Linked DNA regions of Mus musculus: region 1 is linked to region 2. A link is a loop called in an ENCODE intact Hi-C map of the cell type or tissue named here. Cell type or tissue: left cerebral cortex. All regions are shown on one strand.

Region 1 (8,000 bases), 93 kb after region 2:
CTCTATATTCTAGAAATTTAACTGTAAATAGAAAAATATTCTAACATTTCATAATTTTTCATTCAAGTGGTGGAAAATAGATAGTAAATCGATATACAAGTAAATATATAACAAAACTGCCTTGGTGATGCTGACATTTCAATGAAGGTAGGAAGAAAGGATATCAATCTAGAGAGTCCTGTCCTCTTGTTCATGTAGCACAGTGAGGTTTGTGATGAAAACAAAGCTTCAGAAATGAGAAAATGGAATACTCTGAAACCAAATCAAAGAAGAAGATAAGGAAGGATTACCCAATATAATCTTTCAGATGATGTTTTTCCTGATATTAACAATGTAAAGTGATGGTGAAGAGCTATTTAACTAATGGGGAGGGGGGATTCTGTGACCACCATCTTTATTACCTTAGTTACCTTTGAGAATCAAGGACTCATGAGTTACTCATTGACAGACCAATTACTAGCTAGTCCAATCCTCACATGTCTTCATTGTAAAGAACTAAGCTCCTTATTTGGAAGCAAATAATCAAGGCTGCATGTAAGAGGAAAATAAAGCATAGGCAGGGTTTATTGCTTCCAGGGCCTTTGCTCAAACATCTATGGTATTGGATATTCACAGCAAAAGTCACCAGTTTGGAAAAAAAAAACTTTATAAGACAGGATTGGAAATAACATTGTTACCAGAAATTTAGAGAACAAACAAACAAAAAGTGTTAGCTTAACCCAGAGATTTTTGAAGAGTTCTTTCAAAGGGGAAAGTTATTTCTACAAGAACTTAGACTTTGAGCAGCATGGGCATTAACTCAACTGATGAAAATGCTGGCATGCACATTACTATTGTCTGAAATCTTCTGAAGTCATGAGAAACACATGCACATGCACATGCTTTCAAGCGTGCGTGCGCACACACGCACACGCACATGCGCACACACACACACACTTGTCAGTCTGTAACAGAAAAAGCCTCTTGTGTGGAATTGCTAACCTGCTCTCTTATCAATCCATTCATTTACAAATAGAAAGATGATGAAAAGTCAAAAAGAACAAGACAGATTAAACAAGAGCAACTTGGACTCTAATCGCAAAATAAAGAGAAATGTGTCATGGAAGAGACCATAAATGTGTTTCAAGGAGGAAGGATTAGCCAAATATCTCAAATTTCCTTTTTCAAAGTAAGTCACTTGCAAGCAGAAATGAAAGGAGTGAAGTCAGCTAGGTCTCCAAAATGTGTTCATCACAGGAAAGAGAGGCCCATTGGACATGCAAACTTTATATGCCCCAGTACAGGGGAATGCCAGGGCCAAAAAAATGGGAATGGGTGGGTAGGGAAGTGGGGGGGGAGGTATGGGGGACTTTTGGGATAGCATTCTAAATGTAATTGAGGAAAATACGTAATAATAAAAAATATTTAAAAAAAAAAAAAAAGAAAAGAAAAAACAAAGGTAAGTATCCAAAATGGGCCCTTAAAAAATGAAATCACAGCTAGCATTGTCAATCAACTGGTATTCCATTTCTCCCTATTTGGGTTTCCTTTGTTTTATAACTTATAAACTGCATTTCCTTAGCACTTGGAAAGGTTTGAATAGATCTGTTACAGGTCAGATTTCCTTCATGAACACTGAAAACACTAAACCTTGATCATCAGGTGAATTAGACCTCAACAACCTAATGTGTGTTCCGGTAAGAGATGTCAATACCCAGGGGCATCTTAAATCCTCTGTCTCAGAACAATTTATATATTGTATTTTGTACATATATACATATGTGTGTATATTCCTGTGCATCTATATCTTTCCCTGTGTGTGAAAGGTTGATATATGCAACTTTATCCTCTTGGGATAAGATATTTTGTTAGCAACAAGAATAAGTGAAAGATAAGAATTTTATGGTCCAGTTAGGCTTGTCCTTCAAACTCCCCATTCTCTCTCTATCTTGGTGCTCTCCCAACTCAATCCCCAGTCTTGCATCCTACTAATTGTTATACCCTAGCCTCCAGCTAAGACAGAATCTCCCTGTTCTACTAGAGACCATGCAGACTGAGATAGGCCCAGTCCATACCAGTCAGAAGACCAGCGAGAAAAGAGAAACCAAGGAACAATACTCCTATGCAACAAAGACAAACTTGGAAAACATCACCTAGACCTACAATCACCCCAAAACCTAGATGCCTTAGAGGCCAGTGTAAAAACATTATCAACAACATCCAAGGCAATATACCACCACCAGAACTCAGCTATCTTACTACAGCAATACCTGAATATTCCAATACAGTAGAAACACAAAAAAGCCTTAAAAATAAATTTATAATGTTAATTGAACTCCATAAAGAAGATATTAATAACTTTCTTAAAGAAATTCAGGAAAATACAAACAATTGGAAGAAATTAATAAATCCCTTAAACAAATCAGAAAAACACATTTGAAGAAAACGTATAAAACTGTTCTAGACTTGAAAACAGAAATATAAGCAAACACAAATAAAAACACAAACTGAAGGATTTCTGGGAATGGAAACTCTGTGGAATCAAACAGGAGACACAGACACAAGCATTGTGAAGAGAATACAAGAGATGGAAGAAAGAATCTCAAGCATTGAAGATACCTAATACAAGAAATAGATACATGGGTTGAAGAAAATATTAAATCTAAAAAGTTTCTGACTCAAATAATCCAGGAAATCTGGAACACTATGAAATGACCAAACCTAAGGATGATAGGAATAGAAAAAAGAGAGGATTCCCAGCTCAAAAACCCAGAAAATATTTTTAACAAAATCAGAGGAGAAAAATCACCTAACCTAAAGAAGAAAAGAAGAAGACAACTATAAAGATACAAAAAACAAAACAAAACAAAACAAAACAAAACAAAACAAAACTTAAAGAAAACCAAAGAGAGTGGTCCCTCACCCATCTACCCACTCTTTTTCACCCCCTCTAGCATCCATCCCTTTTCTCTGGGGCATCAAGCCTCCACAGAGACAAGCACATCCCCTCCCACTGGCAAAACAAGACAGTCTTCTTCTACAGAAGAAGGGGTCTCAGAGCAGCCCATGTATGTTTTTTTGGCTAGTGGTTTAACCTCTAGGAGCTCTGAGGGGACTGGGCTAGTTGATACTGTTGTACTGCCTATGGGGTTGCAATCCCCTTCAGTTCCTTCAGTCCTTCCCCTAACTCTTCATAGGGGTCCCAAGGCTCAGTCCAATGGTTGACTGTAAGTATCTGCATCTGTCTCAGTCAGGTACTAGCAGAGCCTCTCAGAGGTGAGCCATTCCAGACTCCTGTGTGCAGGCACATTTTGGCATCAGCAATGGTGTTGGTGGTTGGTATCTGCACATGGGATAAATACCAAGGTGGGGTGGTCACTGGGTGGCCTTTCCTTCAGTCTATACCTCTTTTTGTCCATGAATTTCCTTTAGAAAGGAATAATTCTGGGTTAACATTTTTGAGATGGGTAGGTGACCCCATTTCTCAACTGGTGGCCATGCCTGTCTACTGCGATTCGTCTCTTCAGGTTCTATCTCCCTACTGTTAGGCGTTTCTGCTGATGTTATTGCCACTGGGTCGTAGAAGCCTCTCATATCCCTGAATTCTAGGACTTTCTAGTCGACCCCCTTGTTCCCCATCCACACTTCTGCATCTTTCTATCCATTCTCCTGCTCTTCTGGGCTTCTCTCCAATCTCTTCCCATACCTGATCCTGATCCCCCTCCTCTCTCCCATTCAAGTGCCTCCTTCTGCCTCCCAAGATTATTTTGTTCCCCCTTCTAAGTGGGATTAAAGAAATCACACTTGGACCTTCTTTCTCCTTAAGCTTCACATGATTTGTGAGTTATATCATGGGGATATTAAACTTTTTGGTTAACATCTACCTACCAGTAAATGCATACTATATATATATCCTTTGGGGTCTGGGTTGTACCCAGTTTTCAATTGGGCTATTTGGTTTACTGGAGTCTAACTACTTGAATTCTTTGTATATTTTGGTTATTAACCCTCTATCAGATGTAGGGTTGGTAAAGATCTTCTCCCAATCAGTAGATTGCTGTTTCGTACTATTGATAATGTCCTTTAGCAATCCAGAAGCTTTTTAGTTTCATGAGGTCCCATTTGTCAATTGTTGATCTTAGAGTCTCAGCCATTGGTGTTCTGTCCAGGAAAATTTCCCCTGTGTTAATGTGTTTGAGGCTATTTCTCACATTCTCTTCTATTAGATTCACTGTAGCTGGTTTTATGTGGAGGTCCTTGATTCACTTGGACTTGAGCTTTGTACAAGGAGACAAAAGGAGGTCAAAGGGATCCCAATTGGAAAGGAAGAACTCAAAGTATCACTATTTGCAGATGATATGATAGTATGCATGAGTGACCCCAAAATTTCTACCATAGAACTCCTACAGCTTATAAACAACTTCAGCAAAGTGGTTGCATATAAAATTTACTCAAACAAATCAGTGGCTTTCCTCTATACAAAGGATAAATGGGCTGAGAAAGAAATTAGGGAAACAACACTATTCACAATAGTCACAAATCACAAACCTCAAGTTCCTGAAGAAAGAAATAGAAGAAGACCTCAGAAATGGAAAGATCTCCCATTATCATGGATCAGTAGGATAAGTAAAAATTACCATCTTACCAAAAGCAATCTACAGATTCAGTGCAATCCCCACCAAAATTCCAACTCAATTCTTTACAGACATGGAAAGGCAATTCTCAACGTCATATCAAATAACAAAAAATATTCTAGGATAGTTGTACTGGCTGGTTTTATGTGTCAACTTGACACAAGCTGGAGTGATCACAGAGAAAGGATCTTCAATTGAGGAAATGCCTCCATGAGATCCAGCTATAAGGCATTTTCTCAATTGGTGATCAAGGGGAGAGGGTCCATTGTGGGTGGTGCTATCCCTGGGCTGGTAGTCTTGGGTTCTATAAGATACCAAGCTAAGCAAGCCAGGGGAAACAAGCCAATAAGTAACATCCCTCCATGGTCTCTGCACCAGCCACTGCTTCCTGACCTATTTGAGTTCCAGTCCTGTCTTCCTTTGGTGATGAACAGCAGTGTGGATATGTAAGCTGAATAAACCCTTGCCTCCTCAACTTGCTTCTTGGTCATGATGTTTGTGCAGGAATAGAAACCTTGACTAAGACAATAGTGAAAACAATTCTCAATAATAAAAGAACTTCTGGGGGAAATCATCATCTCTGAAGCTGTACTACAGAGCAATAGTGATAAAAACTGCCTCGTATTGGTACAGAGACAGACAAGCCAATCAATGGAATAAAATTGTAGACCCAGAAATAAACCCACACACCTATGGACACTTGATCTTTGACAAAGAAACCAAAATCATACAGTGAAAAACAGAAAAACAGATAGAAAGAAAGAAAGAAAGAAAGGAAGGAAGGAAGGAAGGAAGGAAGGAAGGAAGGAAGGAAGGAAGGAAGGAAGAAAGAGAAAGAAAGAAAGAAAGAAAGAAAGAAAGAAAGAAAGAAAGAAAGAAAGAAAGAAAGAAAGAAAGAAAGAAAGTTCAACAAATGGTTCTTGTCTAACTGGTGGTCTGCATGTAGAAGAATGCAAACTGAGCCATATATATTTCCTTGCACAAAGCTCAAGTCCAGAAAAAATTTTAATTACTATAGAGGTGCAAAAGACTTGGAGATATAGGTCAGTGTTAGAACACTTATGTAGTAGGCTTAAGGATCTATGTATAAACCTCAGTGTGCTTGGGCATACACAAACACACACACACACACACACACACTCACACATACACACACAAAAGTTTATGTGCATGTATATGAGCTGATAAGATATTTTATGATAATTATGTTTTTAAATACATATGAATATAAACATCTCTAAGAGGTTTGGGAAATGGATGAATTTCATTTGCTTATTTAAATCTCACTTTTGCCCCAGTATGAAGGGGAAAACTAAAGCCTTTGTCAGGAGGATATTCTTGATACAAGTTTAATGCAAGCAGAAAAAACGTATACTTTTGCTGTATCTTTATTCACTGAAAATTTACTTTCTCAGTAAGGACATCTTGAATAACACTAGCATGTATATGTGATGGTTTGTATATTCTTGGCCTAGGGAATAGAATTATTAGAAGGTGTGATCCTGTTGGAGTAGGTGTGTCAGTGTGGGTGTGGAGTATAAGACCTCACCCTAGATCACCGGAAACCAGTTCTTCTACTAGCAGCTTTCAGATGAAAATATAGAACTCTCAGCTTCTCCTGCACCATGAATACCTGGATGCTGCCATCCAGGCTTGATGATACTGAATTGAACCTCTGAACCTGTAACAAGCCAACCCAATTAAATGTCTTTCATAGACTTGTATTGGTCATGGTGTCTGTTCACAGCAGTAATACCCTAAGACATATTTTATTTCACTGGTTGGGGGTAGAGGAGACTATATGGGTTTCTAAATGATGGTTTCTTTTCTGATATAGATTGGGGATGGCTTGTCACTTATTTTTTTTTTCCATTTTTTATTAGGTATTTAGCTCATTTACATTTCCAATGCTATACCAAAAGTCCCCCTTACCCACCCACCCCCACTCCCCTACCCACCCACTCCCCCCCTTTGGCCCTGGCGTTCCCCTGTACCGGGGCACACAAAGTCTGCGTGTCCAATGGGCCTCTCTTTCCAGTGATGGCCGACTAGGCCATCTTTTGATACATATGCAGCTAGAGTCAAGAGCTCAGGGGTACTGGTTAGTTCATAATGTTGTTCCACCTATAGGGTTGAAGATCCCTTTAGCTCCTTGGGTACTTTCTCTAGCTCCTCCATTGGGAGCCCTGTGATCCATCCATTAGCTGACTGTGAGCATCCACTTCTGTGTTTGCTAGGCCCCGGCATAGTCTCACAAGAGACAGCTACATCTGGGTCCTTTCAGTAAAATCTTGCTAGTGTATGCAATGGTGTCAGCATTTGGAAGCTGATTATGGGGTGGATCCCTGGATATGGCAGTCTCTACATGGTCCATCCTTTCATCTCAGCTCCATACTTTGTTTCTGTAACTCCTTCCATGGGTGTTTTGTTCCCACTTCTAAGGAGGGGCATAGTGTCCACACTTCAGTCTTCATTTTTCTTGAGTTTCATGTGTTTAGGAAATTGTATCTTATATCGTGGGTATCCTAGGTTTTGGGCTAGTATCCACTTATCAGTGAGTACATATTGTGTGAGTTCCTTTGTGATTGTGTTACCTCACTCAGGATGATGCTCTCCAGGTCCATCCATTTGGCTAGGAATTTCATAAATTCATTCTTTTTAATAGCTGAGTAGTACTCCATTGTGTAGATGTACCACATTTTCTGTATCCATTCCTCTGTTGAGGGGCATCTGGGTTCTTTCCAGTTTCTGGCTATTATAAATAAGGCTGCTATGAACATAGTGGAGCATGTGTCCTTCTTACCAGTTGGGGCTTCTTCTGGATATATGCCCAGGAGAGGTATTGCTGGATCCTCCGGTAGTACTATGTCCAATTTTCTGAGGAACCGCCAGACTGATTTCCAGAGTGGTTGTACAAGCCTGCAATCCCACCAACAATGGAGGAGTGTTCCTCTTTCTCCACATCCTCGCCAGCATCTGCTGTCACCTGAATTTTTGATCTTAGCCATTCTCACTGGTGTGAGGTGGAATCTCAGGGTTGTTTTGATTTGCATTTCCCTGATGATTAAGGATGTTGAACATTTTTTCAGGTGCTTCTCTGCCATTCGGTATTCCTCAGGTGAGAATTCTTTGTTCAGTTCTGAGCCCCATTTTTTAAGGGGGTTATTTGATTTTCTGAGGTCCACCTTCTTGAGTTCTTTATATATGTTGGATATTAGTCCCCTATCTGATTTAGGATAGGTAAAGATCCTTTCCCAGTCTGTTGGTGGTCTTTTTGTCTTATAGACAGTGTCTTTTGCCTTGCAGAAACTTTGGAGTTTCATTAGGTCCCATTTGTCAATTCTCGATCTTACAGTACAAGCCATTGCTGTTCTGTTCAGGAATTTT
Region 2 (8,000 bases):
TACATCCAGAAGATCTGGATTTACACTCACCTCTAAAGACAATGTGATATTAAAAGAGCAAATATGGCAAGTTCAAATGTGCATGGGTATGTTTATGCTTCTCCCCCTCCCCCCTTTTGTTATCTGTCTGCTGCTTCTTGGAGGGTTCCCATGCACCAAGCTTCAAAGATGTAACTGCTGAAAATAGTTAACTAACTTATATGATTTCATAGAATCCATGTCTTTCTTTGTACCCGGATAATCTGGTGCTTGTTGGGGTCTCTCTAAGACAGACATTACACTTAGAATTTACACAGCCTGTAGCCACCAGAAATGAGTCGCCAGCTGGCCATTCTGCTCTTGCAGCAATGGCTATGAATCTTCTCATTTTATTTCATCTTGTTCTCATTCAATACCTGGTCTTAGTGACTACCAGACTGTTGGTCCCTGGAATTTTAATTTATGGTGATTAAAGTCCACATCTCAAAATAATAGATCTTTCAATTCTCTAAGGACATTTTGTGTTATAGTTTGGTTTTACTTACCATGTAATTTGAACCATTCCTGGATGCTTCAGAGCATTTGCCAGCCAAAATTTCAGTATTCTGAAACTCAAACATAGCTCTAATATATTTGGCCAATACCTGAGCAAGCTACACCCAAGCCTGAGAAGAGTAGCACATACTTAATCAAGTGAATTCGTGTCTTTATTCTCAAGCTAACTGGGAGAGTCATGGACACTGATTCTGATTATCTTTTGGATGTCTCCATGGTTTAGCCCCATGCTTTGTGCTTGGTAGTTGGTAAATCTTTATAAAATGAAGCTGCCTAGAACTTACAGATTCAGTTTTTAACTGTGCCAAACACTCTCCTTCTAAACTGTAATGATTCAACATTTCCCTTATGTGTAAATCAGCATATTGATTGGAATTGTCTATAAAACAGTGTAACATTTAAATGTCTCAAGTGAATACTTTAAAATGATTTTTATGACTACTATATACTCATAAAACCCCAAAGAAAAAGGTTTTCATTTGTTATGAATTCTGAACCTAATTCCATTTTTATAATGATTTCTTTAGAAAAAAATCTAGAGTTTGAAGGGGCTTGATTTTTCATTTAAATTGAAACTGTGAACATTTTAAAATAGTAGACACTCATATGGTATTATAAGATTTGCTTTTCCTAAGGGAAAAAAAAATCAGAATTTCCCTTGTACATGTCTCTAGACTTAATTTTGTATTTTTCGATGTGTAGTTTGTTATCTACACTTTGAAATAGGACACACACATATGTAACCACGGAGATTCTATCTGAATTCTTCACTTTGCACTGGATGTGGTGAATATAATCAGAGTGCTATACATTTGTCTCTTCAGAATTGCAATGATTGTAAGAGTGGTTGCAACTCAACTCAAGAGAATCAGAAACTAGCAACCACAGGGAGAACAGCCTGTTTATGAAATGGAAATCCCCACTAGTGTAGAAAGCTGGGCATGATGACACATGCCTTTAATCCCAACAATCAGGAGGCAAAGAAAGGTGGATCTTTGAATTCGAGGCCACACTGTTCTACACTGCAAGTTCTAGGACAATCAGGTACAGAATACCTACCTCCCCAAGAAGTTGCTGCTAAGAGTTTGGGGCCAAAAAATCCTAATCTGAGAGTATCAGCATCCTAGGTTCAGCCCTATACATCAATTAATAAGATGAGTAGTGGTAAAAAGCAGAGGAAACTGATGTGATGAATGTGGAATGTAATGATGTAATGGAAGGTGAACAAAGAAAAGAGGTCTAGTGGCCACATCTTTGGGACATGCACGATAAATCAGTGTAAGGCAAAATATGATCTATTAGCTCACTATCTCAGCTCCAGTTACACAGGTAGTGAGAATAAATGATCATGCTGTCATGGCTTGAGGGTCATCGTCTTGTTTCTATAAGATAATAACTAGACAGAAAGACCAACAGAGTCAACTAAGCTAGATCCTTGGGGGCTCCTTGAGTATGAACCACCAACCAAAGTGCAAGCATGAACTGAACCTTGGCCTCTGCATAAATGTAGCAGATGTACAGCTTGCTCTTCATGAAGATTCCCCATCAAGTGGAGTAGCGACTGTTCCTGAATCTGTTGCCTTCCTTGGATCCTGTTTCTCTAACTGGGCTGCCTTGACTGGCCTCAATGAAAGAGGATGTGCCTTGTCCTGCAGTGACTGATGTACAAGTGGGGTGAGGGGTAGAAAAGGGGTGATGCAGGGTGGGGATACCCCTTCTTTCATGAGAAGGGGATGGGGGAATGAGAAAGGGACCTGTGAGAGCGGTGGACTTGGAAGAGAGGGGCAGCTGATATTGGGATGTAAAGTGGATAAAAATAAATTTAAGAAAATATTAAAAAGAAGATGATTCCTGCTCATAGGGGTTGTCCTGTGAGGTTTTGTGTTCCTGGAATATAGGATAACTGCAGGTATAGAACAAAGGCTCTTCTCTTCTGCCTTGAAAGAGAATGATGTAGGGTAAGTGTGATGGTTTAGAAGGTGTGGCCCTGTTGGAGTAGATGCAGCTTTGTTGGAGTACATGTGTCATTGTGGGTGTAGGCTTTAAGACTGTCATCTTCTCTGCCTGGAAACCAGTATTCTGTTAGCAGCCTTTAGATGAAGATATACAACTCTCAGTTCCTCCTGCACCATGTCTGCCTGGATGCTGCCATGTTCCATCCTTGAAGATAATGGACTGAACCTCTGAACCTGTAAGTCAGTCCAAATTGAATGTTGTTCCTATAAAAGTTGCCTTGGTCATGGTGTCTGTACATAGCAATAAAATCCTAACTAAGACAATAAGCATCGCCAGATTATAGATAGATAAACCCATTGAGGGATTAATAAACCTGTAAAGAGCTAAGTGGGAAACACAGCATAAGTGGAAAGATACTTGGTTTCCTTCTGCTTCCAGCTGCTATGAGGACACAAATGACTGCATGTTCCTCAGCCAGCAGCTTCTAAGCACTTGTGGAGAATGGGCTTGTGGAAAATATCATTGCCATGTGAGGAGACTGTTAGGTGACTAGTTATTTTCTCCCCTTCAGTTCTGAACTGAAGCACAATGGAGCAGTGCAAATGGAGATAAAAGGGTTGCAGCTGGAGAGCTGCAGAAATAAACTTCCCATGAAGCAAATGCACTCACCCACTCAGTCTGTGGGGGAAAGACAGTCCAATGCCTCCTCCAGCAACTTTTCACATGGTCTACCAGAGCGAATTCTCTGCAGACAGGCAGACAACTGGGAGTGGGAGGAATTACACTTGCCAGGTTTCCCTGGAAAACTTGCCAATCTTACAGTGACTCCACATCTCCAAGGAAGAGAGAGCAAACAGAAAGAAAGGGAAAATTTCCATTGAAAAGAAACAAAGAGTAGGATCCCCACCCCCATCAAAGCTGACAGGGAATCAGCCTACCCCTAACTGGGTCTGTCTGCTCTGCTCCGCAGAATAGTGTCTGAGGACCAGTGAAGCATAAGAGCAGATTTCCATGTAGGTGAGTTTTCAGGACTGTGCTTCAATTTCATTGTGCAACAACAGTTTTGTCTCTGTAATTCCACTTGCTTTAAGAGAATTTACTCCAAGCCAGGCATGGTGGCACACGCCTTTAATCCCAGCACTCAGGAGGCAGAGGCAGGCGAATTTCTGAGTTCAAGGCCAGCCTGGTCTACAAAGTGAGTTCCAGGGCAGTCAGGGCTATACAGAGAAACCCTGTCTCGAAAAATAAATAAATTAATTTAAAAAAAAAAGAAAAGAAAAAGAATTTACTCCCTCATTGATTACCAGAAGAAAAACACATTTTTTGAGTGATCTGACTGTGGGTTATTTTTTCAATTAATTAATTAATTTATTCACTTTACCTTCCAATATCAGCCCCCCTCCAAGTTCTTCCCTCCATTTCTCCCTCTACTTCTCCTCTAAGAAGGAGGAGGTGCTCTGGGTATCACATCCCCCTGGTACCAACAGAGTCAACAAACCTGAATGTTTAGGGGCTCCCAAATTCTGAATTACCAACCAAAGCCCCCCATATGTACCAAATATGTAGCTTGGTCTTCATATGGGTCCCCCAACAACTAGAAGGGGAGCAATCCTTGAATTTGTTGCCTGCCTGTAGATTCCATTCCCCTAACTGTGATGCCTTGCCTGGCCTCAGTGGGAGAGGATATCCCTAGTCCTTTAGTGACTGAAAAAGTCATTTTTTTTAAGGTTATATTCTTCTGGGAGAACGCAGACCATAAGCAAATCAAATGCTTATACAGAACTTTAGTGTGAGGGCCCAACTCACCAGCAAAGCAGATGCCACAACAGGATCCTTCTGCACACGTTTATTGGGAAAGCTTGATTGCAGAGGTGAAAAGACCCCGAGCCCAGAACTGGTGCTGCTTATATAGGCCTAGGAGATTGGTTATGCATTTACTACCTCATTTACATGTCTATATCCGATTGGTTATGCTCTCAGAACTTAACAGAACCTCATTAACATACCTCACTTACATATCTACACCTGATTGGTTATGCTCTCAGTACCTCACAGAACCTCATTAACATGCCTGGGCCAGGCAGTGACTCAGCAAAAAACTTTACTGCATATGTACACATTGGTTGTTTACCCAAACTTATGCATGGTGGCCAGCGGTAGGCAGCGCCACCTTGTAATGGCATATGTGGCTTCCCACACTTTAGGTGGTAGGAAGCACTAACAAAAAAAGAAAGATATAGAAAGATGTCAAACAATTTTGAATAGAGAGATTAGAAAGACTCTGAGAGAACAAAATGATTGAGCTGGAAATAAGGAAAGGACAACCCAGTCTAATACTCTTCTGGGTTTGATCTAAGGGAGATAGATGAGATACAACATAGGTCGAGAGGTTAAAGGGGAAATGGTAATCCAACAATCACAGATTTTTACAGGCAAGTGCAACGACATTGACTTTTATGAGAAGACAATGCAAATGTGTAGCAGAGAGTATAATCTTTATATTTTAGACAAAATTATTCTAGATACTGCCTTCAATTGTAGAATCACACTGGAGGAGAGGGTATAACTCTTGAGAACTAAAATCATACCAGCCAGACAGAAAGGTTATTGACTTTTCTACCAAGGATGACGACAAAATTGGAACCTAAAACAGATGTTGATGCTCAGTGTTATATTATATGGGAAATTTTTAGATGTCTTTGAGGACCTTTCTTGGTGCTTGGGTTGGCTTAATCTCAAGAGTCAGGATCCCAGACATGTCACACAAAGGCTCTAGAGTAAGTGGCCTCTAGAATATTTATCTCATAAATTCCAAGAATAAAATTCATGAACTTATGGTAAGAAGAAGCTCATCCATCCAGTTGGTCTAGCCTTGAGGTTCAAAGTATCTGGATTGGTCACATCCTCATATAGCTTCCAGAGAAGGGTAAGAGATAGCAAGGGACCAGGAGCCAGAATTCTCTTGAGCTATCACTGGCCTCTAGTACAGGTATTTTCAGAACAGCTGTTTTGGAGTCCATGAATTCCTGAACAGTTTTTATCTCATGTTCTCAACAATATGCCAGAAAATCTGGTTAAGAAAGACAAGATACCTGTGTGTGTGGATGGATTCATTTGTTTGTTTTGGAAATTATTTTTAATCCGTTTATCAAATGTATTGAGCATATCCCTCCCCATATCTGATGATTCCCCCATCTTACCCCTTTCATTGATCTCCTTTTCTCCCCAGTTCCACTTATACATTCATGTACACACATGACATTATGCATTTATTGCATCTAGAGCCCTCAAATGAGAGAAAACTTGCAATAGGAATCTTTCTGATCCAGACTTAATACATTTAATATTATGTCTTACAGTTGAGTTTTATAAAACCAAGTATAAATGGAAGAATCTGAGGGAAGGTTGTAGACACTGACAGACTTTACATATACAGAAAAAAAAGGGTGGATGTTGCCATGTGGACTTTTGTGTTCTAGGGTAGGGAGATGTTTGCATCAGGTGATCTCTATTTTCTAGTCAATCTTGAAGTAATTCCCCAAGAAGGAAAAGTTTATAAAGCTCTTAGTCATTATGAAATGGAAAGGTTATCAGACACTACTAAGATACCAGCCAGTCTTGAAGATTCTAATTTCTAAGTAATCCTAGTTTGTGGATATAAACAAAGTCTTGGTTTTACCATGTTTAGTACCTTACATGCTAAGAATGTTCCAGATTTCAAGCTTAGAATTTACTGCAGTGGTGTGGAAAATAGAAAATGTAGTAGAAATGAATGTTTCCAGTAAGGGTATCAGAGAATTGATAGCTATAGAATCCAAACTGAACCAAAAATTACCTAACAAAGGTAGTTAAAATTAATATTTTATAGTAAATCAGAGTACTATATTAGTAGATCTCAAATGAGCTATTTATTATGTAACAGAAATGATGATTTGTGACATCAAGATTTTTATTTGCACTAACCAAAGGAAGCTCTTATATACTATATAAAACACACAATACATAGGACATTTAATAAGAACAAACTTCATAGTAAAATGATCATGTTCCATGGTTGTGACATTTGATTTACCACTCTGACAAACTATCTTTATTTTGTGCATTCCACACTGGTTTTATTTGGTTCAAGCCAAAATCCCATGTGATTCTGTCTGTTGTTCTCTGGAATTTTTCAGCAGACATAGGCAGGATAAAATAATTGAGGTTGGTCAAGTCTCTTAACAAAGGATTGAATGTCCTCTTATGACATTCCAAAGAGATGATTTAGCTAAGTAGAATAAAGCACAAAAGAAGCTGTGGCCTTGACCAGAGAGTCTCTCTAGAGAGATTTGCATTATGTTGACTTGTTTCAAAGGAATACTCATTAAGGAGATATTGTAGGTACTGGAAAGATGGCTCAGTGGTTAAGAGTACTGACTGTTCTTCCAGAGGTCCAGAGTTCAAATCCCAGCAACCACATGGTGGCTCACAACCATCTGTAATGAGATCTGATGCCCTCTTCTGGTGTGTCTAAAGACATCTACAGGGTATTATATATAATAAATAAACCTTTCTTTAAAAAGGAGATATTGTTTTAATCATCTGAAGAACATAAAAAGTGACTTAAGAAATTAAAGCTAGAACAAATGAATGTCTATCCTATAACACTTCTGAAATACCAAGGTGCTAGTAAATGAGTAATAAGGAATTCTTAAGCTATATACACAGAGAGGACAATCTAGCAGTAGCAAAAACCAGATCTGACTAGTTTAGGAGGCAAGAGGCATGCATTGAAGGGTACCAGAGAATATACCTTACATGCTAAGCCATTGCTTTGGAGAATTGTCAACATGGTTCAAATCCATCTCCTTCTAGGTTCTCGAGCTTGTTATTCACAATTCCAAGTTGTTGACAGAATCAAATGGAACATTCACCTTTATATTAGATGCATACCTTGGGGCAATGGAGAGGATGTTGGTATGGTAATAAAATTTGTAAATATATATGTAGCTTTAAGGTATCATTCCTGCAACAGGGACAGTTTCCAGAAGAGAGGAACTCCTAAATCAAACAGAGACAAGACATTCTACAACATGAGCTTTCCAAAGTGAGACATGAGAAAGAATGGGAGGAGAGGCCCTTGGTCCTGTGAAGGCTCTATTCCCCAGTATAGGGGAATGCCAGGACCAGGAATGGGAGTGGTTGGGTTGGGGAGCAGGGGAGGGGGGAGGGGATAGGGGATTTTTGGAGGGGGAACTAGGAAAGGAGATAACATTTGAAATGTAAATAAAGAAAATATCTAAGAAAAGAAGTTAAAAAAACAAAAACAAAAAACACTGCGGTGGCTTACATGAGATTGGTCCCCATAGGCTCATATATTTGAATTCTTGGTTCCAGTTAGTGAAACATTTTGGGAAGCATCAGAAGCTGTGGCATTTTAGAGGAGGTGGGTCAAGATGGGTAGTCTTTGAGGTTTCAAAGCCCCATGCCAGGTTGAGTCTTACTCTTTCTGTCTGCTGCCTGCAGATCAG

Evidence for each region. A loop is a pair of places that touch in the nucleus more often than their neighbours do. Peaks named below come from ENCODE experiments on the same cell type or tissue, not always from the same donor. Only the 100,000 strongest peaks of a DNase experiment are listed, where the experiment ranks them.
Region 1: it touches region 2 in a loop (2.0-fold over the local background); 1 of 42 quality-filtered maps calls a loop at or near these places.

What each region holds. Positions count from the first base shown.
Region 1 is chr15:43,597,805-43,605,804 of GRCm38, reverse strand. No RefSeq gene overlaps it. Among named protein-coding and RNA genes, the nearest start is that of Gm41316, 98 kb to the right of the region's middle. In left cerebral cortex, no CTCF peak of the experiment used is centred here; no DNase peak of the experiment used is centred here.
Region 2 is chr15:43,690,877-43,698,876 of GRCm38, reverse strand. No RefSeq gene overlaps it. Among named protein-coding and RNA genes, the nearest start is that of Tmem74, 180 kb to the left of the region's middle. In left cerebral cortex, no CTCF peak of the experiment used is centred here; DNase peaks (open chromatin) are centred at 2,639 and 3,219; H3K27ac peaks cover 1,985 bases.